Regions from separate parts of the Homo sapiens genome. Here region 2 is linked to region 1. A link is an interaction called in ENCODE POLR2A ChIA-PET data of the cell type or tissue named here. Cell type or tissue: PC-9. All regions are shown on one strand. Each heading gives the region's core, and the rest is flanking DNA. Links, peaks and the distances in the headings are about the cores only. Region 1 holds the start of MIR371A (microRNA 371a). Region 2 holds the start of ZNF765-ZNF761 (ZNF765-ZNF761 readthrough).

Region 1 (11,963 bases), core at 1,580-9,579:
GTATTTTTAGTAGAGACGGAGTTTCTCCATGTTGGCCAGGCTGGTCTTGAACTCCCGACCTCAGGTGATCCGCCCACCTCGGCCTCCCAAAGTGCTGAGATTACAGGTGTGAGCCACCGTGCCCAGCGGATCTTTTTTCTTTTCTTTTTTCTTTCTTTCCAGGGATGGGGTCTTGCTCTGTCACCTGGGCTGGAGTTCAGTGGCAGGATCAGGCCTCACTGCAGCCTTGAACTCATGGGCTGAAGAGATCCTCCCACCTCAGCTTTCCAAATTGCTGAGATTACAGGCTTGAGCCACTGCCTGCAGTCCTCTTTCAAATGCACTTAAAAATCGTCTTTGACTATACTCTTTGTTGAATGTTGATTAAATTCAATTGCACTAATAACATTTTTTATATTCAAAAATACAAACGTTGGCCGGGTGCGGTGGCTCACGCCTGTATTCCCAGCACTTTGGGAGGCCGAGGCGGGCAGATCACCTGAGTTTGAGAGTTTGAGAACAGCCTGACCAACATGGAGAAACCCCGTCTCTACTAAAAATACAAAATTAGCCGGCGTGGTGGCACATGCCTGTAATTTCAGCTATTCGGGAGGCTGAGGCAGGAGAATCACTTGAACCTGGGAGGCGAAGGTTGTGGTGAGCCGAGATCGAGCCACTGCACTCCAGCCCGGGTGGCTGAGGGAGACTCCGTCTCAAAAAAAAAAAAAAAAAGTCAGCAATGAACTCGCTGTGCTGGCCCAAGGGCAGGAGAAGAAAGCCGCCCTTAAAGGAGAAATTTGCAAAGACAAAATGAGGTGATGAGAAAAAGCCGAGTTCTAGGAAATACCCGAGAGATCATCCAGGTGGTTCACAAATAGCAGAAAATCCAGGTGCAGTGTGAGAGGAGTGAGTAGGTTAGATAGGAATCTGGATGGCTGAGCTGTAAGGACATAAGCACTGACCTCCCGCAACCTTGACAAAGATCAAAGCAAGAATTTTTTTTTTTTTGAGATGGAGTCTGGCTCTATCACCCAGGCTGGAGTGCAGTGGCGTGATGTGAGCTCACTGCAACCTCTGCCTCCTGGGTTCTAGCGATTCTCGCCAAACATGCTATTTGCTGTCTCATTTCTATCTCTCGCCATCCTTTGCAGCAAATGCTGTACATTTTCATTGATGAAGGAACTAGGTTTAACCAGAAAGGTTGAGCACGTACTCCCGCAGCTGGCTAGGATTACAAATGGGAAGGAAACCCTGGCCTCCTGGGGCCCCAAGTCTTCCCCTTCCTTGAGTCATTCATTATTTTGAGCACTTACCATTTTCAAGCCCCTCCTCACCTCTCCAACACCCACCTTTTTGAGTTCCTCTCTATGCCTCAAGGTCAAAGGAACTCTAGTGGTTTCATTAAATAAAATCAGAAATGTTTCCGCTTTTTTATCAAAGTTGCTCTCAAAAATGTTCACTGCCGCACTGTTTTTTTCTTTTCTCCCTCTCTTTTTTTTTTTGAGACTAAGTCTCACTCTGTCGCCCAGAATGGAGTGCAGTGGTGTGATCTCGGCTCACCGCAACCTCCACCTCCAGGGTTCAAAGGATTCTCCCACCTCAGCCCCCTGAGTAGCAGGGATTATAGGTGTGAGCCACACCGCACCCAGCTTTTTTATTTTTTTAAAATTTATTATTATTATTTTTGAGATGGAGTCTCACTCTGTCACCCAGGCTGGAGTGCAGTGGGGCGATCTTGGCTCACTGCAACCTCTGCCTCCTGGGTTCAAGCAATTCCCCTGCCTCAGCCTCCCGAGGAGCTGGGACTACAGGTATCCACCACCACGCCGAGCTAATTTTTGTATTTTTAGTAGAGACCATGTTGGCTAGGATGGTCTCGATCGCTTGACCTCGTGATCTGCCTGCCTCGGCCTCCTGAAGTTCTGGCATTATAGGCATGAGCCACTGTGCCCAGCCTATTTATTTATTTTTTGAGACACGGTCTCACTCTGTCCCCAGGCTGGAATGCAGTGGCACAATCTTGGCTCACTGCAACCTCTGCCTCCCGGGTTCAAGCAATTCTCTTGCCTCAGCCTCCCAAGCAGCTGAGATTACAGGTGCACACCACCATGCGTGGGTAATTTTTGTATTTTTTTGGTAGAGACGGGGTTTCGCCATGTTGCCCAGGCTAGTCTCGAACTCCCGGCCTCAAGTGATCGTCCGCCTCGGCCTCCCAAAGTGCTGGGATTACAGGTGTGAGCCACTGCGCTCTGCCAAAATACTATATTTAAATATTTGTTGAGTGGATGACTGGTGGAATGATTTTCTTCTGGTTATTTCTCTGTGTTTTCCAATGTATTTATAACGAATACATGTTGGCGTTACTAGTAATAGGGATCACCTAATTTCTATTTGAATCAGTGTTTGAAAAAGTTTATGAAGGTGTGTCTGACTAAGGCAAGCTAGGATCAAAGGGAGCAGGGTGGCTTGGGGCGGAGACCAGGGGGAATGAGAGGGTGGGAAGGGGTGGGCTTTAATCCTATCAAAGTTGAGTGGGCTCTCACCCTATATAAGAACGCAGCTGCAGTGAACCTTGTTCTTTCTGGCAGACCTGAGGTGTGGACGTATCATTGGCCTCTGTGAGTATTGCTATGTTATTTTATTTTCTTTCATTTTACTTTATTTTTTAGGGTCAGGATCTCACTGTCGCCCAGGATGAAGTGCACAGGTAGGATGATGGCGCCTTGCAGCCTCGACCTCCTGGGACTCACCCTTTTAGCCTCCAGTAGCTGGGACCACAGGCGCGCACCACCATTCCCATGTGCGTTTTTCTGCTTTTTTTTTTTTTTTTTTAGGAGAGATGGGGTTTTCTATGTTATCCAAGCTGGTCTCGAACTCCTGGGCTCAAGAGCAATCCTACCACCGTAGCCTTCCGAGTAGCTGGGACTACAGGCTTGAGCCACTCCGCCCAGCCGGGCTGTACTTTTGTTCTATTTCTGTGATTTTTTTTCAGTCTTAAGGACGAAGGCCCCACTGTCCCTCACACGTGTTCCTTCCTACTTGCATTGTACTCAGTCCTCATGGCTTGCATCTGGAGGCTATGGGCGGGGGAGTGCTTTGAATATCTATACGTGGAAAGCCTTGTTTTTTACTTTTTAAGAAAGGGTCGTTAAATTCGTGCTTTGTAGACCTTCAACAGCTCATCAAGGGCTACTCTCCACCTCCTTGCTTAAAAGCCTCTTCTGATGGGTAAGTGCTTCCACTTGCGATCGCCGCCTTGCCGCATCCCCTCAGCCTGTGGCACTCAAACTGTGGGGGCACTTTCTGCTCTCTGGTGAAAGTGCCGCCATCTTTTGAGTGTTACCGCTTGAGAAGACTCAACCTGCGGAGAAGATACCATTTTGATTGGGTGAGGGGGCGGGTAGCAGGATGGCCCTAGACCCTGCCTATGGCCGTTTCCTCGTGATATAAATTTCTTGGCCGGGGCTCTTGCAGATGGAGCTGCTCACCCTGTGGGCCTCAAATGTGGAGCACTATTCTGATGTCCAAGTGGAAAGTGCTGCGACATTTGAGCGTCACCGGTGACGCCCATATCAACGGATGCCGTGGAGCTCGGTCTTCTGCAGGAACTAAAGAGCCTGTGGTTTCGATTCCCAGCCGGAAACTGTCTTGGGTACAGGTCCCTTACAGCGTCTGGCTGTAATGGCTCCGGAAAACCTGGGGAAGGGAAGGGGGCCTCCTGGGCTCTCACCTGACACAACTAAGGGAATCTGGGTTAGATGGTGAAAGGAAGAGAAGGTTCAGAGGGCGGCTGTGCGCCTGCGCCGGGCGCGGCGGCTCACACCTGTAATCCCAGCACGTTGGGAGGCCGAGGCAGGCGGATCACGAGGTCAGGAGATCGAGACCATCCTGGCTAACACGGTGAAACCCCGTCTCTACTAAAAATACAAAAAATGAGCCGGGCGTGGTGGCGGGCGCCTGTAGTCCCAGCTACTTGGGAGGCTGAGGCAGGAGAATGGCGTGAACCCGGGAGGCGGAGTTTGCAGTGAGCCGAGATCGCGCCACCGCACTCCAGCCTGGGCGACAGAGCAAGACTCATTCTCAAAGAAAAAAAAAAAAAAAAACAGCAGCTGTGACCAAGGGGCTGTATGCACAAAGAAAGGAATGCTTTTTGCTGTTGGTGTTATAATTGATATGTAACTTTCCTCTTCCCCCATAGCAAGCAAGTTTATTGCTGACATTTAACATGTGCTTGGATGATTGGAGGCCAACCTCTTGTAGGCAAGAAAGTCACAGTGATGGCAGATCCTCGCGAGGAGCTCATACTGGGATACTCAAAATGGGGGCGCTTTCCTTTTTGTCTGTACTGGGAAGTGCTTCGATTTTGGGGTGTCCCTGTTTGAGTAGGGCATCACGAACCATCCTGCTTCAAGGGAGCCTGCGGGTCTGACTGCAGCTTCAGCTATGACCTGGAGTTCCCGGGCTTCTCTGCGGGGCACCAGTCTGTATGCTCCATTTTAGATAATAAAAATTGGCATATTCTGGGGTGGGCAGGATACGGGGTTCACCTGCAGATGAACAGGGCAGGAAAAGCTTGATGGGGTGTCGGGGGAATCTGGTTGGCCTTAAAGGGAATTTGGGGTCCTGTTCCTGAATTTGGTAGGCAGCATGCATGTAAGGCTTGAAGTGGGTTTGGCCAGAGCATGGGCTGGAGTGCTTCCACCCTGCTACACGGACAATGCCACAGTCTCACTTTTCCTAACTTTTTTTTTTAATAAAATGTGAACAACATCATGTGTTTCTGGTCTATTGGGTTCCTCTGCCACCCACAAGTGCTGGGATTACAGGCATGAGCCTCATGTCTGGCGTTACTGAACCTTCTTCTATGACCCAAGTACATTGCCTAAAAATACTTGTCAGTATTTTGTGCTTCCCTTCTACCCCTGCTAGAACTTAGAGTTATGCTCTTTGAGAGTTCTGCTCTTTAAACTTCAAACAAGTTTAAAAAGTAAGGCCGGGCACAGTGGCAGCACTGCCGAGGCCGACGCAGGCTGATCATGAGGTCAGATCAAGACCATCCTGGCTCACACGGTGAAACCACATCTCTACTAAAAAATACAAAAACATTAGCCGGGCATGGCGGTGGGTGCCTGTAGTCACAGGCTGAGGCAGAAAGGGCATGAACCCGGGAGGTGGAGCTTGCAGCCAGCCGAGGTTGTGCCACTGCACTCCAGCCTGGGTGACAGCGATAACTGTCTCAAAAAATAAAAACCACCCAGGCTGAAGTGTGGTGGCACCATCACAGCTCCCTGCAGGCCTGAGCTCCCTAGATCAAAAGATCTTCCCATATAAGCCCCCCCTCACCCCACCCTTAGTAGCTGGCACCACAGGAGTGTCCCCGCCATGCTCCACTAATGTTTAGTAGAAATTGGGGTCTCATACATTGGCCAGCTTGGTCTGAAACTTAGGGGGAATCAAACATCCCTCCTTTAGTAGAGATGGGGCTTTACTGTCTTGCCCTGGGTGGCCTCCCTGGGATGATGGGTGTGAGCCACAGTGCCAGGCCTAAGTTCATATTTGGAAGGTTTTTTTGCTTCAGATGGTCTCGTGCTCTCGCTCAGGTTGGAGCGCAATGGCGCAATCTTGGTTCACTGCAACCTCTGCCAGCTTAAGCGATTCTCCTGCCCCCGCCTCCCAAGTAGCTGGGATTACAGGCATAAGCCACCACGCCTGGCTAATTTTTTGCATTTTTTAGAGATGGGATTTCTCCACGTTGGCCAGGCTGCTCTGGAACTCCTGACCCCAGGTGATCCACCCACCTCGGCCTCCCAAAGTGCTGGGATTATAGGCGTGAGCCACCACGTGGGGCCTTCAGTAGGTTCTTAGTTGCTGTTTGCCCTATCACTGGTTTCCGGGTCTGCTGGCCACTATCCCCTGTAAGTTTTCCTATCCCCTGTAGGTGTTCCAAACCCTTGCGGCTGCTTTGCCCACTCCACAGTATCTGAACTGAAGTAAGATCTCAAATTCAAGGGAGTTTTGTTTTGCTATTTGTACCCGCAATTCATAAAGCAGTTGTAGCCTCTGTCCCAATACCGCCACCACTGGTGGGGAGTCCGCCACGGTAACCAGTAAGACTTCTCTTTATATTTGACCTACCTGGGCCTCCTGTCATCTTTTCTACGGGCAGCTTGGGGATTGTTAGTTGAGGGTTTTTTGTTTTTGTGTTTTTTTTTTTGTTTTTTTTTTTTTTTAAAGAGATGGAGTCTCGCTCTGTCGCCAGACTGGAGTACAATGGCATGATCTTGGCTCACTGCAACTTCCACCTCCCAGGTTCAAGCGATTCTTTTGCCTCAGCCTCCCGAGTAGCTGGTATTATAGGCACCCACCACCATGCCCAGCTAATTTTTTTTGGATTTTTAGTACAGATGGCGTTTCCCCATGTTGGCCGGGCTGGTCTCACTAAACTCCTGACCTCAAGTGATCCACCCACCTTGGCCTCCCAAAATTCTGAGATTACAGGTTTGAGCCACTGCGCCCAGCCTTTAGTTGAGTTTCTTAAGCTTGTTTAGGGTTTAGCCTGTATGGCCAGCAGGGTGTAGGTGGGGGTGGTTTGTAAGCAGGGCTGTTTGCTTCAGAAGCAGCTGTGGAAACAGGACTGAATGCAGACATATAAAGAATATTGGGTAAATAACTTTTTAAAAAATTTAGAGATAGGATCCCACTATGTTGCCCAATCTGGTCTTGAAACCTAAACAATCTCTTATCCCAAAGTGCTGGGATTGCAGAAAGCTTAAGGCACAGTTTTACGTGGTAATGGTGGGCCATTTTTAGTTTCTTTTTTGTAGACGATCATGTCATCTAGGCTGGAATGTAGCGGTTCTGTCGAGCTAGGTGTAGCCTCCACTTCCTGGACTCAAGCATTTTTCCTCAGCTTCAGTAGCTGGGTCTATGCATGAATACCCCTTCTGGGGTAGATAGATAGTAGTACATAGAGTAGATAATTTTTTTGTGTTCAGGCGGCACCTTAAGGTTGGTGTAAAAATTCTTGGCCTTCTAAAGAGCTGGAATTAGACATGAGCTGTTGCACCTGGCCAATGGGACAATTATGTCTACAGGACTGAATCAGTATCTGATCTCTGGAGTTGTAAGGTCACTTTTTCTGAAACTGCCTCAGTCTCCTTGCAGGTTCTGGTCTGTAGATCTCCAGTGTGTGGGCTGAGCACAGCATGGGGACCTGATTTCCCACCGGGCAGTGACATAGTTTAAAGATTCTTAGTTCGAATTCCTAATAATGGGAATATAGGTTTCTGTGTATTGAAATGGGAATATGCATTTTTTTTTTTTTTAGAGTCTTGCTCTGTCACTAGGCTGGAGTGCAGTGGCACAATCTCGGCTCACTGCAACCTCCGCCTCCTGGGTTCAAGTGGTTCCCCTGCCTCAGCCTCCTGAGTAGCTGGGACTACAGGCGCCCTCCACCACGCCCTGCTAATTTTTTGTATTTTAGTAGAGACGGGGTTTCACCATGTTGGCCAGGATGGTCTTGATCTCCTCACCTTGTGATCCACCCGCCTTGGCCTCCCAAAGTGCTGGGATTACAAGCGTGAGCCTCTGCACCCAGCCAAGGGAATATGGATTCCTCTTTTTTTTTTTTTTTTTTTTTTTTTTGAGACGGCGTCTCTATCACCCAGGCTGGAGTGCAATGGCGTGATCTCTGCTCACTGCAACCTCTGTCTCCCGGGTTCAAGTGATTCTCCTGCCTCAGCCTCCCGAGTAGCTGGGATTACCCGCATGTGCTATCACGCCTGGTTAATTCTATATTTTTATTAGAGACAGGGTTTCTCCATGTTGGTCAGGCTGGTCTTGAACTCCCGACCTCAGGTGATCTGCCCTCCTTGGCCTCCCAAAGTGCTGGGATTACAGGTGTGAGCCACCACACCCTTTTTTTTTTTTTTTTTTTAAGATGGAGTCTCGCTCTGTCGCCCAGGCTGGAGTGCAGTAGTGCGATCTCGGTTCACTGCAACCTCTGCCTCCCAGGTGCAAGCGATTCTCCCGCCTCAGCCTCCCCAGCAGCTGGGACTATAGGTGCATGCCACCACACCCAGCTAATTTTTTGTATTTTTAGTAGAGATGGGGTTTCACTGTGTTAGCCAGGATGGTATTGATCTCTTGACCTAGTGATCCGCCCGCTTCGGCCTCCAAAGTGCTGGGATTACAGGCATGAGCCACCGTGCCCAGCCTAATTTTTGTATTTTTAGTAGGTTTCACCATGTTGGCCAGGCTGGTCTCGAACTCCTAACCTCAGCTGATCTGCCTGCCTTGGCCTCCGAAAGTATTTGGATTACAGGCATGAGTCACCGCATCTGGCGGTATTTTTGTTGAAAGCACAGTGTATAATAGGTTATGGCCAGCCTACACGTGGCCTTGTAGGTGTCAGTTCTTGGCAGGGCCCAGTGAATTCCAGGCAGGGGGCCATCCTGACATGCCTGCCACGTTAAGATTTCAGACATTATCCCCTCCAGCAAGGGAGGATCAGGGCTGTTGGCATAACAAGCATTCTGAGGGTTAGCTTGCATACCAGTCTCTTCCCAAATGCTGAGTTGCCCCATGTATCCTGTGACATTTGAGAATAGGCTTTCCTCAACTTGGCACAATTTGCCTTTGGACCAAGTGCTTTGTCCTGTGCATTCCTTGCTGGATGTTGGCATGCATTCCTAGTGTCGTCCACTAGATGGCAGTGGCACCCACCCCAGAGCTCAAATATTACTATGTTCCGATGCAGCCAGGGCTTGGCAGGGCTGGGTGGCCTCTGAGGGCCCCTACTGGCCATTTTTCACCGTCTCCCTCTGTTGCCCAGGCTGGGGCGCAGTGATGCAATGACAGCTCACTGCAGCCTCGACCTCCTGGGCTCAAGCGATCTTCCCACCTCAGTCCCCAGAGTAGCTGGGACTACAGGCATGTGCTGCTACTCCTGGGTAATTAATTGTACTAATTAATAGTAGTTGGCTAATTAGTAACAGTGGAGTCTTGCTATGTTGCTTAGGCTGGTCTCTAACTCCTAGACTTAAGCAACCCATCTTGCCTCCACCTTTGAAAGTACGGGGGTTACAGGCGTGAGACACCGCACCTGGCCCCTGTTGGGATTTACCCCTCCTGTTAGGGGCCATCAAACCTCTCTTAGTTGGTCATCCCTTAAAGCTCCGTCAAACTTTTTTTTTTTTTTTTTTTGAGATGGAGTCCCACTCTGTCGCCCAGGCTGGAGTGCAGTGGCGCGATCTCGGCTCACTGCAACCTCCACCTCCCGGGTTCAAGCGATTCTCCTGCCTCAGCCTCCTGAGTAGCTGGGACTACAGGTGCCCGCCACCATGCCTGGCTAATTTTTTTTTATTTTTAGTAGAGACAGGGTTTCACCATCTTGGCCAGGCTAATCTCAAACTCCTGACCTCGTGATCCACCTGCCTCGGCCTCTCGAAGTGCTAGGATTACATACATGAGCCACCACGCCTGGCCAGCTCTGTCAAACATTAATTTGATCCCAAGCAGAGGGACTTTTGATCTCAATCTGCATGAGTCTGTCTCTAGGAAGGAGGCTGATCATTATGCTGGGGGGGTGATGAGCACCCTCCCATCTTCCTCTGTCCAGATCTCAGGGGAGAGCCAGCAGATAGGACCATTCAGCAGCCAATGTCCAAATAAGGTTTTGTTACTCGAAGCGCTGCCAACCTACTGTGGGTCATTTTATTCAGGTCCATCCCAAATAACCTGTGGACACAAGAGTTGATATTATTCCAGTGTACTACTGTGGCATTCAATTAATAAGCCTTAAGTATCTATTGTGCACTACCGTGGTAAGATAATTCCATGATCCTCCAGAAATTCCACCCAACGCTGCTGGAAAGTAGGCTTACTACATGCTACATGCAAGTCCCCAAGCTGTGTTAACTGCATAATTTTTTTTTTTTTGAGACACAGTCTCATTCTGTCACCCAGGCTGGAGTGCAGTGGTGCAATCTCAGCTCACTGCAACCTCCACCTCCCAGGTTCAAGCGATTCTCCTGCCTCAGCCTCCCCAGTAGCTGGGACTACAGGCGCCCACCACCACGCCCGGCTAATTTTTTGTATTTTTAGTAGAGACAAGGTTTCACCCGTGTTAGCCAGGATGGTCCTAGTCTCCTAACCTCGTGATCCGCCCACCTCGGCCTCCCAAAGTGCTGGGATTACAGGTGTGAGCCACCACACCTGGCCAATTCATAATTTATCATAGCCTTATGAAGATGCAACTATGTTCTCCATTTTTTTTTTCTTTCCCCAAGATGGAGTCTTGCTCTGTTGCCCAGGCTAGAGTGCAGTGGCATGATCTCAGCTCACTGCAACCTCCGCCTCCTGGCTTCAAGCGATTCTCCTGCCTTAGCCTCCCAAGTAGCTGGGATTACAGTCACGTGCCACCATGCCTGGCTAATTTTTGCATAGAGCCACCCGCTCCCAGCCGTAAGTTTTTGTATTTTTAGTAGAGATGTGGTTTTGCTATGTTGGCCAGGCTGGTCTTGAACTCCTGGCCTCAAGTGATTTGCCTGCCTTGGCCTTTTTTTTCTTGAGACAAGTTCCTGCTGGGTCACCCAGTGGCGTAATCATGGTTCACTGCAGCCTTGAACTCCTGAGCTCAAAGGATCCTCCCACCTCAGCCCCCTGAGTAGCTTTGATTAGAGGTGTGTGCCACCATACCTGGTGTGTGCGTGTGTGTGTGTGTGTGTGTGTGTGTGTGTAAAGAAAGCAATTTTCCTAACTCAGCCTGTCAAAGTACTGGGATTACAGGCGCCATCCCCTGCACCCAGCCTAAACTTTGATTGCATCACTGCACTCCAGCCTGGGCCACAGCAAGATCCTGTCCAAAAAAAAAGCAATTGGAGTTTGAACCCAGGCAGAGTAATTCTAGATTCTCACTCGAATCACAGTGACCTCCAATGCAATTGGTGAGCCACGATGGTCCCCTTCAACAGACAAGGAAATTTTTTTTTTTTGAGATGGAGTCTCACTCTGTCACCCAGGCTGGAGTGCAGTGGTGTGATCTTGGGTCACTGCAAGCTCCACCTCCCGGGTTCACGCCATTCTCCTGCCTCAGCCTCCTGAGTAGCTGGGACTACAGGCGCCCGCCACCACGCCCGGCTAATTTTTTGTGTTTTTATTAGAGACGGGGTTTCGCCATTTTAGCCAGGATGGTCTCGATCTCCTGACCTCGTGATCCACCCGCCTCGGCCTCCCAAAGTGCTGGGATTATAGGTGTGAGCCACCGCGCCCGGCCTCAGACAAGGAAATTATCCAAGGTCACACAGCCAGTAGATGACATAGCTAATATGTGGCCTCATCTGTATGCCCCCTAATTGCATACACCAGTGCATAACGTATTTGTCCATCCAGCTTATCTACCCTCATGCTCCCAGCCCAATGTCCAGCCTCCTCCAGAAAGAACTGGTCATCATCCCTCACCAGAGGACTCGGAGTTTGCAGCCAGGATGGCTCAGCCGCTTGCAAAGCAGTCGGACACCTGTGTCCCCTAGGGCGTTGTTGGTCAGGTAAAGGTCGGTCAAGGTCTGGTTGATCCCCAGGGTGAAGTAAAGATTCTCACAAGCCTTGGCTGTGAGGCCACAGCTATCCAGCCTGGTGAAGATAAGGAGTTGGTTAAGGTAACACCAGGGGCTACTTATGTTATTCGGAGGCAGTGTCTCACCCTGTCTCCCAGGCTGGAGTACAGTGGTGAGATTTCTGTTCACTGCAACCTCCGCCTCCCAGGTTCAAGCGATTCTCCTGCCTCAGCCTCCTGAGTAGCTGGGATTACAGGTGTGCACCACCACCAATTAGCATGGCTAATTTTTGTATCCTTTTATTTTTGTTTTGTTTGAGATGGAGTCTCCCTCTGTTGCCCATGCTGGAGTGCTGTGGCATGATCTCGGCTCACTGCAACCTCTGCCTCCCGGGTTCAAGTGATTCTCCTGCCTCAGCCTCCCCAGCAG
Region 2 (11,963 bases), core at 2,747-10,746, 390 kb before region 1:
TTTTAGCCAATTTAAATGGCAAATAATAAATGATCAATTATATACATACATAAAACTTCCTAATATTTCACTTAGTATTGCTATTACTATGTTCTTGGGACAGAAGTTCAGCCTGTCAGATACAAGAGAGTGGTGTCTCCATAACTGTGCTTAGAACTCCGTGCTGCATGAATGGATAAACTGTTAAGCAGGAACCTAGGAAAGCTAGAATGACAAAGTTCAAGTTTATTAAAACTAGCAAAACATATTCCTTACTGCTCATGCATGAGTCACGGTCATAAGATGTTTACAGTTAAGGAAAGCAGCTTCATGATACCTGCAAGGACGAACTCCTACAGAAACACAATGTCCAAGATAACCTAATATCCGATGACAATGTATGCTTTTAAGAAGCAGGCTGGTCGCAAACTCCTGACCTCAGGTGATCTGCCCACCTCAGCCTTCCAAAGTTCTGTCATTACAGGCTTGGGCCACTGTGCCCGGCCAAAGATAGCTTTAAATCAACAAAGTAATAAGTTTTGTCACACTGTCAGCTCACCGGCAGGTAGACATAACTTAGCTTTTACTTAGGCCCCTATGTAAGAAAAACTTCATGAGGAGGCACTCCCCCAGCCTTCTGAGGACACCCTACTGTGTAACTGGTAGCTTTCAATAAACTCTCCTCACTGCATTCGGACACTTGCCTTGAATTCTTTACTACGCAAGATCCAAGAATGTTAACATGGGGTGTAGACTGTGACCTCGTTTTAGGCAACAAAATGACTGAACGTTATACAAAAACAACAATTGATCCAATTCTCATAAAAGTAGGAATTTTGTAGTCCTCATCCAGCATGCCAAGCAAAGATCGACACTGTGGAGTCACCGCTCATGAGAACAAAGGGGCTGACAGCTGGGAAACATGGGTAGATGAGGGTGAGGCGCTCAGCAGCTGCCAACTGGGATTATTGAAAAGGGCAATAGGATCTTGGAAGGGGGAGAACACAGTATAAAGCGACACAAATGCTGCAGAGGCACTGGCCCTGCAAGCTTCACATGGGGGAGTTGGAAATCCCTGACAACTGCACAATCTTGCGTGTGGATTTCAACATCCCGAAGCAACCAGATTCCTGCTGTGGCTAGACTCGGGGATAAGGTGCTGCGAAAGACAGGTTTGAAGCAGAAAGACCAAGAAAACACTCATCTGAGCCAGCCCCGGGCGCTGCAGAACAACCATGGGCAGGCCCTCCACCCCGTCTGGGCGGATTCTGGACAGTCGGCGGTGACCCGGAGGGAGAAGGAAAGGTCGTCGAGGGGGCGGAGCCTGAACCGGTGCTTGGGCGGGGCCAGAAGGTGGAGGCCGCTTTGGAAGCCGGGCCAGGTTAGAGGGTGGGGGTGGGACCTGGAACGGGACTGGGGCGGGGCAAGAGGGAGGAGGCTGCCTTGGGGCCGCCCAGGACAGCGAGAAGGGCTGGGGCCAGAGGGTTATCATTTTCGGGGCGGGGTCTGAAAGGGGTTTTGTTCTGAAGGGCGGGGCCTGAAGGGGGGCGGATCCGGGTTCTTTCCTCAGCTGGGCCATGGCTGTCGCCTGCTGTCATACTCTTGCCCTCCAGGACTGGGTCCTCCGGGTTCTGATTGGTGGATTGTTTCTGATGTACCGTGATATTACCCCTAATATTACATGTAGTGAGCCACCTGTACCGAACGCTTAATCGTTTTTCCTCTTAAGTTGAAAATAGTTTTAATGCAAAGAGCCTTTTTGGAGCAGGTAGAGTCATGCATCCTTCAGGCGGGGCACGCTCCCCTCAGTCTGAAGCAGGGCGGGGTAGAGGGGCAGGGACCTCGGTAAAGGACTGGAGTAGGGCGCTGGTTGCAGCTGGGACTGACAACGAGAAGGCTTATTAAACTAAGCAGGATCCTGGGTTGAGTGGATAATGGGAACTGAAAGGTGACATGCAAAACTGCCTATTACACACAGGAGGTGAAGGACAATTCGTATTTCATGGAAATAAAGTCAGGGCCCAGAGTAGTGGCTCACATCTGTAATCCCAGTGTGTCTGGAATTGGTTCCCTCTGGTGGGTTCTTGGTCTCGCTGACTTTAAGAGTAAAGCCACAGAGCCTCGCGGTGAGTGTTACAGTTCTTAAAGATGGCATGTCCAGAGTTTGTTCCTTCAGATGTTCAGATGTGTCCGGGGTTTTTTCCTTCTGGTGGGTTGTGGTCTCGCTTGACTTCAGGATTGAAGCGGCAGACCTTTGCAGCGAGTGTTACAGCTCTTGAAACTGTCGCGTCTGGGGTTGTTTTTTCCTCCTGGTGTGTTCGTGGTCTTGCTGACTTCAGGAGTGAAGCTGCAGACCTTCGCAGTAATTTGGCCCTGCCCATGTCCTGCTAATGGGTCCATTTTACAGAGTGCTGATTGGTCCATTTTTACAGAGTGCTGATTGGTGATTTTCAAACCTTTAGCTAGACACAGAGCACTGATAGGTGCATTTTTACAGAGTGCTGATTGGTGCGTTTACAAACTTTTAGCTAGACACAGAGGCCTGATTGGTGTGTTTACAATCCTTTAGCTAGTCAGAGAAGTTCTCCAAGTCCCCACCCGACCCAGAAGCCCAGCCGGCTTAACCTCTCACCAGCACTTTGAGAGGCAGAGGTGGGAGGATCTCTTGAGCCAAGGAGTTCAAGATCAGCCTGGGCAACATGATGAGACCTCGTCTCTACTAAAAAAAAAAACAAAACAGCCCGGTGTGGTGGTGCACGCCTGTGGCCCCAGCTGCTCGGGGCACTTAGGTGGGAGGATCACTTGAGCCAGGGAGTTGGAAGCTGCAGTGCCCTGATCTCGCCACCACACTCTAGCTTCAGTGACAGAGCTAGACCCTGTCTCAAACAAACACGTAAATAAATGAGAGGTGTAATTCCTCCCTTGAAAATAAAGGAAGAGATTTTCTTTCCTTTCATCTCTTTTCTTAGGACACTGATTTCGAAAGTTTGCAAATGGATTTTCTCTGTCTTCTGAGTTTTTTTTTTTTTTTTTTTTCAGATGGAGTTTTCCTCTAGTTGTTTAGGATGGAGTGCAATTGCACGATCTTGGCTCACCGCAACCTCCGACTCCCGGGTACAAGCCTGGTTTTGAACTCCTGACCTCAAGTGATTTGCCCGCCTTGGCCTCTCAATGTGCTGGGATTACAGGCATGAGCCACCGCGCCTGGTCTGAAGTGGTATTTTTTAGAAACGAACTAAACCTTTTTTCAGCTTAATGACCCAGGGATGTATTTCTGAAGGACTTGGGAGCTCTCTTTGAAAGGCAAAATACAAGGGAGACAGTACCTGTATCTCAGTAGGAAATTAAGTAATTCAAACATCAAATAATTCCAATTTAAAGCTATGGCCTTTAAATAATTCTGAGCCTTTGAGGAGAGAGGCCATTTCTCTTACTGTCTCCTGTCTCTGAAGAGGAGGAAGTAAAAGCTGAAAAACAACAGGAATGAATTCAGTGACAAGACCAGCCAGCGCCACTGATGACCAGGCCTGAGGTTAAAAGATTAACTGCCCCCCAACTCTAACCACATGTGCTCTTAATCTGTCATGACCTTTTCCCGTGGAACCCCTTAGAGCTGTAAGCCCTTAAAAGGGCCAGGAACTCTTTCTTCGGGGGGTTCAATTCTTGAGAGGCAGGTCTGCCGACACTCCCGGCCAAACAAAGTCTTCAAAGAGCTCGGTTCTTGAGACGTGAGTTGGCCGATGCTCCCGGCTGAATAAAGCCACTTCTTTCTTTAACCGGGTGTCTGAGGGCTTTTATCCGCGGCTGCTCCTGCTACACCTTGAGAGGAATGTGCTCATGCAACCTGAGTCCAGCGGAACGCAGGCGTAACTTCTACGAGTTTTCCTGGCTGGCTGCGGTGGCTTATGCCTGTAATCCCAGCACATTGGGAGGTCAAGGCGGGCAGATCACTTGAGGTCAGAAGTTCGGAACCAGCCTGGCCAACATGGTAAAACCCACTCTCTACTAAAAATGCAAAACAAAAGGCGAGGCGCGGTGGCTCACGCCTGTAATCCCAGCATTTTGGAAGGCTGAGGCGGGCGGATCACAAGGTCAGGAGTTTGAGACCAGCCTGCCCAACATGGCGAAACCCTGTCACTACTAAAAATACAAAATTTAGCGGCTGGGCCAGGAGAATCGCTTGAACCCGGGAGGTGGAGGTTGCAGTGAGCAGGTGAGATCGTGTCACTGCACTCCAGCCTAGGCAACAGAGCGAGACTCTGTCTCAAACAAACAAACAAAAAATTAGACAGGCATGGTGGCGTGTGCCTGTAATCCCAGCTACTTGGGAGGCTGAGGCAGGAGAACTGCTTGAATCCAAGAGGTGGAGGTTGCAGTGAGCCGAGATCGCCCCACTGCACTCCAGCCTGGGCGAGTCTTGCCCTTATTTACAGGAAAAGAGTTCTCCTGTAAATAACTAGGAAGACTAAGCAGCCCCAGAGATAAGGCCTCCTGGGATCATTGTCCCTTTTTATGGAGTGATAACATAACCTTCCTTGAAGTGTATGACTCCGTCACCAATCAACTTGCTGCAACCTATGCACTGGTCTTGAATGGAAAATGTGTTGATTCTCCTAAAACTTCTCTGTCTTTCCCTGTGTGTGAAACCTTAACGTCTCTACTTGGGAACGTTGATCCCATTCATTAGGAGTTGATGTTTGCCGGTGGCTATCCTCATGCTTTGTGTTCAGATAAACTCTATACTTAATCATAAATTCTAAATGTTATTATTTACTGCTGACATCAGTTTCTGTCACATTGTAGGAGCCTCACCAGAGAGGGCACCTGTAGCCATGTTGTAAAACTCACACTTGTCAAAAAGACATGGGTTAGTGTTTCTCCCCCTCCCTCTGCATGAAGCTAATTAGCTGACACAGATGGTCACCTCCATTACCAACTAGAGCCAGGATGAACTATGTGTGACCAAGGGTGTTGTCAAGTCCTTTTCCCTGAGGACTGATTAGTGTTTATCTTGAAAACATGTACTTAATGGGTTGTATAGAACTGTGAAGTGTCTTTCTCTTTTTTCAACCTCTTAGCTCTTTGCCTCTATTTCCCATCACATTCTGGTCTAAGGCTTACTTATTAATAAAATGGTGTTTATTTCTTTCTCTATTATCGTCATGGAGATGTTTTGTCATTTGGGGGAAGATTTTTTTGTTTCGTTTTCAATTGTATTTTCTTAACAATTAGAAAGTGAAGTAAAAAGTATTTGGCCAGGCGCGGTGGCTCCCGCCTGTGATCCCAGCACTTTGAGGAGGCCCAGGCAGGTGGATCCCTTAAAGTCAAGAGTTTGAGACCACACTGGCCAACATGGTGAAACTCGTCTACAAAAATACAAAAATTAGCCGGGCATGGTGGCACGCGCCTGTAATTGCAGATACTCTGGAGGCTGAGGCAGGGGAATCGCTGAAACCCAGGAGGCAGAGGCTGCAGTGAGCCGAGATCCCATCACGGCACTCTAGCCTGGGCGACAGAGAAATACTCTGTCTCAAAACAAAAGAAATAAGTAAATAAATAAAGGAATAAATCTCTTCCAAAAATGTGCTGAGGCAACTAACTGGATATCCACATGGAAAAGAATACTGTTAGATCCCTATCTCACACAATCAAACTCTTATTTTAAAACGTTTAAAAAAAAAGGAAAAAAAAGAGAGAGTGACGAGGAAGGGAGCCCTGCGGGAGGGGGTGTTACATTGTCGCCCAGGCTGGCCTGGACCCCCAGGCTCAGCAATCCTCCCGCCGCTGCTTCCTGAGTAGCTGGGACCTCAGTCTCCCGCGCCCGCGCCCACATCCCTGCTGTGTTTATCCAGAAGGTGGTGACCTCACTCCTCGCTGGCCTGAGCATTCCGTCCCACATCCCAGGCGGTGGCCCTAGGGAAGTCTCTGCAGCTGAGCACAGGGTGGACTCTCCCTCCCAAGTGAATGGAGACTGGAAAGGGAGAGGATTTCTATTCTGTTTTGTGGGCTGTCAGCATGAAATCGTACGTTCCATCCAGGCAGGGCTTTGCATTTTACATTCCAGTTTGCATCCCCGTTCCAGACAATTCCAGGGCTTTTGAATCATGCCTCAGCCTTCCTGGCCGGTCTCGCCTCCAAAACCCGAAAACTGAGGCCCTGGGAGCCAGGCTGAGAGACTCACAGGTCCCGCCACAGCCCCGCCCTCTGTCGGTTCTAAAGGGTAAAGTCTCTCTGCCCCGCCCCTACCTCGCCCAAGCCCGCCCACCTCCTCGCGGGTCCCGCCCAGGCCTGGCTTCTTTCCTGCGCGCGCAGCTTCGCGCAGACCCGGAAGCGGACGGCGTGGAGTGACTATCCCACCGCCGCGGGTGAGTTTCGCTCTGTTTTGTATTAAGTCTGTGCTTCCCAGGTCCCTGGCGCTTCTGTACCTGGGGCGTGGGGTCTCCACTAACCTGGAAATTCTCAGCCGTCTTCCTTCACCCAGAGCAAGTTGAGACGACCCCGTGAGAGTCCGGGGGTCGCTTCCTTTTGGGTTTAAGGTCCCCCTGAGGCTGGTCCCGTCCCGGGTGTTTCTGCTATAGGGCAATGTATACACTTTCTATCACGTAGTTTTCCTGCTCTGAAACTTTTTCTGACTCCTCCCGTCCCGCGCTTTTTAAAGTCCTCACCCGAGAGGTGAATTCCCTCCCTGAGCGCCTCCCAGTCTCGCCCTCGTTGGCAGCTGGACGCAGCGCGGCGGCCCCAGCCCCAAGGAGGCCGCGTCCTCTGTCTGGTCCTGGGATCCTGCAGACCCCACCCTTGTCTTAAGGCGCCGTGGCGCCGCCGCCTCCCTCCTTTTGCGGGCCCTACTGCTCCCCAGGTTCGCCTCCACAGTCACTGCTTTCCCTGAGCCCGAGTTAGGGAGGTGCCCGGGGCCTGTCCTGTGACACGGGGTGTTCTTGCCTGCCCAGCTCCAGCCCCTGGAAAATGCGCTCCCCCGGGATGCAGGCGTTTTGCTCCAAACCCTCCTGTGTCTTATCCAAAGCCTCCGGTGCTTGTGTAGGCTAAAGGGATCAGGAGACAGACGTAGAGCAGTAGAAAACCTGAGACAGAAAAGAAGAATAAAAAAGACTCATAACAGATGGCAAAGTAGAGGATGGGTGAGGGATTTGCCAGACACAGCAAATGTGGGGGAAAAAAAAAAAAAGGAGGAGAAAAGCAACTGGAGAAATGTAGAGAAAAGGTAGATGTACAGAGAGATGAAGGACAGAGAGCAAGGTAGGGAGAGGGACAGCAAAGAGGGAGGCTCATCAGAGTGAGGGAGAGGAGGAGGGATTTGGAGCCAGGGCAGACAGAGCAGAGTGGTGCTGGTGGCAAGGAGAACAGAGGGAGAAGCACAGCAGGGAGGACACCTGGGGATCTGGGGTGCTAGAGAGTGGGGATGAGGGTATAACAGGGAAGAGAGAATGTAACAGGGAGAGCAGAGGAGGCGCAGAGATGGTGTTGCGGGAAACTAAGTACTAGAGAGACCGGTATGCGGGAGACAGAACGATGTTTATTTAAGGTACGCACCGGCTCAGTGGATTTACATCTAAAAAGCTGAGCATTTCAACAAAGACAGAGTGGGGTTTTTATAAGCAGGCTTACAGAAGCAAAATAAAAGCAGTTAATCATGTAATGATTGGTCACATAATCTATAGCATAGCATAACTTGTGGCCTTGCATAGCTGGTGGTCTTGTAGCTGCATTGAAAGAAAAACAAGAACAGCTAAATACAGACTTTTTTTTTCTTCACTCTTGTTCTAAAGTGGGGTTTTCTGGAGCTCATTCCTTTGGCTTCAGCTGCACAAAAAGCGTTATCTTATAACTGTCCTTGAAGTGAGCTTGCTAGGCAGAGGAAAACTTGTTCTTCTTTTCTTTTTAACCCTTGCCTTGCCTGTTAGTTTTTTGGAGTGAATGAATGCATATTGATTTTTTAAATTTCTGCCTCAGTTTTCTCCCTTTGCTGCTTTTTATAAATAAGGTTTTAATAGAAAGCACCACTATTACTGGATTCTTCATGAAAGAGCAGGTTTTCTTCTTTAGGCACAGGCTGATATTTATATGGAGCTATTAGCTGAGTGGTAGTCTGCCTAGTCACAATTGCTTCTATAGTTGATTGAACGTTCTTAACAAGGAGAGGTGAGGTAAGGGAGTATTAAACCAATTCTTAGTATTTCTAGAACCACTCCTGTTAAGGTTTTGAATCGACTGAAGGAGGAAAACCAGCCTCTAAAGAGGGACTCGGGAGTCTACTTTGTCTAAGTCTGGACTGGAACATGGGATAATTTTTTTATTCTTGCAGTTACTTCTATAACAGCCTTCCTATTGTCATTGATTTCTAGGCAGCAATTAGTTAGATTAAACTTTCTACATACTCCTCCTTCCTAGGCTAGGAGGTAGTCGAAAGCTAATCTATTTTGGTAGATGGCATTTCTCATTTTTGTGGCTTGCTGGGCCAGTAAGTCTAATGCATTTGCTGTTTCATTAGTGATGATTCCAAGTACTGCTTGCAACTTTATGATGCGGTTAAGCGTGTAAACTTAAGTGTGCCCGGCTCAATTTTTGAATTTTTAGTAGAGACAGGGTTTCACCATGTTGGCCAGGCTGGTCTCGAACTCCTGAGCTCAAGCGATCCTCACACCTCAGCCTCCTAAGTAACTGGGACCACAGACACACAGACGTGCACAACCATGCCTGGCTAAGTTTTTGTACTTTTGGTAGAGATGGGGTTTCACCACGTTGCCCAGGCTGGTCTCAAACCTGAGCTCAAGAGATCTACGCACCTCGGCCTCCCAGAGTGCTGGGATGACAGGCATGAGCCACCGCACCCAGCCTTTGCATGAGGTTTGGTCAGGCCTGGGTCTGTGCCCTAAAGGGGAGCTCATCCCACCCCAGCTCCCCACTGCTGCAGCGTGTGTGTGGGCTTCTCCGGGAGGGGAGTGGGAGTTTTCCTGTAGGAGTTTATTGTCCCTGGTGTGGTCGGCAGCATAGGGGACCGTATGTCCTCAGGATGAGGTCTCCTTTGTATGTGTTGTTGTGTTACAGGGAGGGGATATGTTGATTCTGAGCAATAAACAACATATTTCTAACATTCAGGATTGACTTCTAAAGACTCTTGGTATGTGAGGAAGAAACCTGGAAGAGGAAGAGGAAAGCAAAGGAGTCAGGGATGGCTCTTCCTCAGGTGAGATGATATTCTTGGTGGATTGTTCTGTCTCCTTCTTTTCAGAAATGCTGACCTTGGAGTTTGGAATCTTCTCTGAGTCTGAAGCATCTTGCCTGACAGGTTTGCTCGCACTCACCCATGCCTTCCTTCATTCCCTCTTATCTTGCTTAGATTCCATCTCCCATGATCCAGTGACATGAACTTGGGAAGAGGCTGCACTGGGCATGGTCCTGGGAAGGGCTCACACCCAGACATGGATGGAGATGGGGTGAGGGTCCCATGGTGTCAGTGCTGTTGGGCAGCAGGGATTGTTCAGGGGCTACATCTGGATGCTCTGTCAGCTCTCTGTAGACCAGGATTAGAGCAACTGCCAATGGAAGTCATGTATTCATGTGCACAAAGTATGTGGTAAATTCTAGAAAAGGTGACCAATATGGAGCAATTTTTTCTGCCTGATTTTATACTACATTTTTAGGTAATTGAGTGAGTTACTGTGTTTCTGACTCCAACTATCTTACTAATTAGAATGGAAAGTTCATACACAGACATGAATGATACAAGATGTTTTATTCCGTCTTTATTTTAAGAATAGGAAATCAACCTGAATAATAGCAGGAGATTCATTCAACCATTCTTAGCACATTACGCTCATGGAGACTGTGGGGTTCCTGTGGAGAGGCTTGTGAAACAGGTGTTTTGGTTATAATTTTTATTATCAGTACTATTATATTATGATAATATTATTATATTTCACATATATGAAGTCTTGCTTTGTCGCCCAGGCTGAAGTGCAGTGGCATGATCTTGGCTCACAGCAACCTCCACCTTCCGGGTTCAAGTGATTCTCCTGCCTCAGCCTCCCGAGTAGCTGGGATTATAGGTGTGCACCACCACGCCCAGCTAATTTTGTTGTATTTTTATTAGTGACGAGTATCACCATGTTGGCCAGGCTGGTCTCAAACTACTGACTTCAGGTGATCTGCCTGCCTCAGCCTCCTGGAGTGCTGGGATTACAGGTATAAGCCACCATGCCCAGCCCCAATGATTATTATTAAATATATATTTTTCTTTTTTTTAAAATTATTATTATACTTTAAGTTTTAGGGTACATGTGCACAATGTGCAGGTTAGTTACATATGTATACATGTGCCATATTGGTGTGCTGCACCCATTAACTCATCATTTAGCATTAGGTATATCTCCTAATGCTATCCCTCCCCCCTCCCCCACCCCACAACAGTCCCCAAAATATATATTTTTCTATTTAAACATCACATAGTGAATATATTTGTTTTGTGGTAAAACTCCAAGCAAAGCTGCAGCTTAGACCCTTTGCCATCAGGCATCTCCCTTCCCTGTTACATCCTCCACCCTTCTTCCAAACTCACTGGGGAGTCACCACTGTCAGTTCTGTGCCAGGCGTCAGAGCAAGTCTCATACACATGTATTTCTGCATCATATGAGACTTTAGAAAAAATTATTCAATAAATTGAAAAAAAAATAACTTTTTTACAAAAATTAGCCTGGCGTGATGGCACGTGCCCCTAATCCCAGCTATTCAGGAAGCTGAGGCAGGAGAATCACTTGAACCTGGGAAGCAGACATTGCAGTGAGCTGAGATTGTGCCACTGCACCCCAGCCTGGGCACAGATCAAGACTCCATCTCAAAAAAAAAAAAAAATTTTTACGTTTGGGGCCATATGTTCCGGTTTCTTACATAGGTAAACTAGGGTCATCGGGGTTTGTTGTTCAGGTTATTTCATCACTCTGGTGTTAAGTCCCGTACCCAATAGTTATTTTTTATTTATTTATTTTTTTGAGACTGAGTTTTGCTCTTTTTGTCCAGGCTGGAGCATAATGGCATGATCTCAACTCACTGCAACCTCTGCCTCCCGGGTTCAAGTGATTCTCCTGCCTCAGCCTCCTGAGTAGCTGAAATTACAGGGGCCTGCTACCATGCCTTGATAATTTTTGTATTTTTAGTAGAGACAGGGTTTCACCATGTGGGCCAGGCTGATCTTGAACTCCTGACATTTGATCCACCTGCCTCAGCCACTCAAAGTGGTGGGATTACAGGCATGAGCCACCGCATCTGGCCCCCAGTAGTTATTTTTTCTAGTCTTCTCCTTCCTCCCACCCTCCACCCTCAAGTAGACGCCAGTGTCTGTTGTTTTCTTTGTGCTCCAGTAAATATTTTACTTCGATATTTGATCCTGCTGGTTGTGAAAATTTACATGTTCTCATGTTAGTAAACGTGGATAGCTTGCTCTTTGACATCTGCATTGGAAATTGGCTGAATGACAAATGGGCCTTTGCAACTTTTCCCTGTATAAAGAGTGCCATAGTGGCTGCCTCTGTGCACACCCGCGTTACTACAGATATCTCACGATTCCTCCAGGTCAGGCAGTTGAAAGGGTGATTACTTCCTCTAGGATGAGGCATTTCCTGTTTTCTTAGATCTGACAAGATTCCCCCCTGTCCCCAACTGCCAATGTATCCTTTTGCAGCAAGATGAGATTCCTCTTCAGTTCAACAAAACTTGCTACTTTTTATATTTTTAAAGCCTTTATATGTATACACACCCACACACACAATATACACATACACATATACATATACATACATATACACATGCACAAATATATATATTTTGAACAACTTTTCCATTTTGAAAATCTGGGGAAAATGACAACCCTTTGTATTAACATCTAGTTTTTTGTGAGTCTGTGTAGGTTTCATTATTTGTTGACATATATATATATATATATATACACACATACATAAAATGGATTTTCATAC

Evidence for each region. Peaks named below come from ENCODE experiments on the same cell type or tissue, not always from the same donor. Only the 100,000 strongest peaks of a DNase experiment are listed, where the experiment ranks them.
Region 2: POLR2A ChIA-PET joins it to region 1 with 11 read pairs; 2 of 35 experiments call an interaction of 5 or more read pairs at or near these places.

The regions. Positions count from the first base shown.
Region 1 is chr19:53,784,420-53,796,382 of GRCh38, forward strand. NLRP12 (NLR family pyrin domain containing 12) reads right to left here. Exons shown (of 10, transcript NM_144687.4): 9 at 11,440-11,610; 10 at 9,322-9,717. The coding sequence ends at 9,630. MIR371A (microRNA 371a) reads left to right here and starts at 3,256; the gene lies at 3,256-3,322. It overlaps MIR371B (microRNA 371b), which reads right to left and starts at 3,323; the gene lies at 3,258-3,323. MIR372 (microRNA 372) reads left to right here and starts at 3,471; the gene lies at 3,471-3,537. It also overlaps MIR373 and LOC124904767. RefSeq lists enhancers at 7,727-8,227, 8,228-8,728. In PC-9, for the core only: CTCF peaks have their summits at 8,722 (motif pointing right) and 8,936; a DNase peak (open chromatin) is centred at 8,472.
Region 2 is chr19:53,388,850-53,400,812 of GRCh38, forward strand. ZNF765-ZNF761 (ZNF765-ZNF761 readthrough) reads left to right here and starts at 6,300. Exons shown (of 13, transcript NM_001350496.2): 1 at 6,300-6,344; 2 at 9,094-9,181. ZNF765 (zinc finger protein 765) reads left to right here and starts at 6,300. Exons shown (of 4, transcript NM_001040185.3): 1 at 6,300-6,344; 2 at 9,094-9,181. The coding sequence starts at 9,167. RefSeq lists a silencer at 6,170-6,369. In PC-9, for the core only: CTCF peaks have their summits at 6,076 and 6,280; a DNase peak (open chromatin) is centred at 6,232; H3K4me3 peaks cover 2,644 bases; H3K27ac peaks cover 492 bases.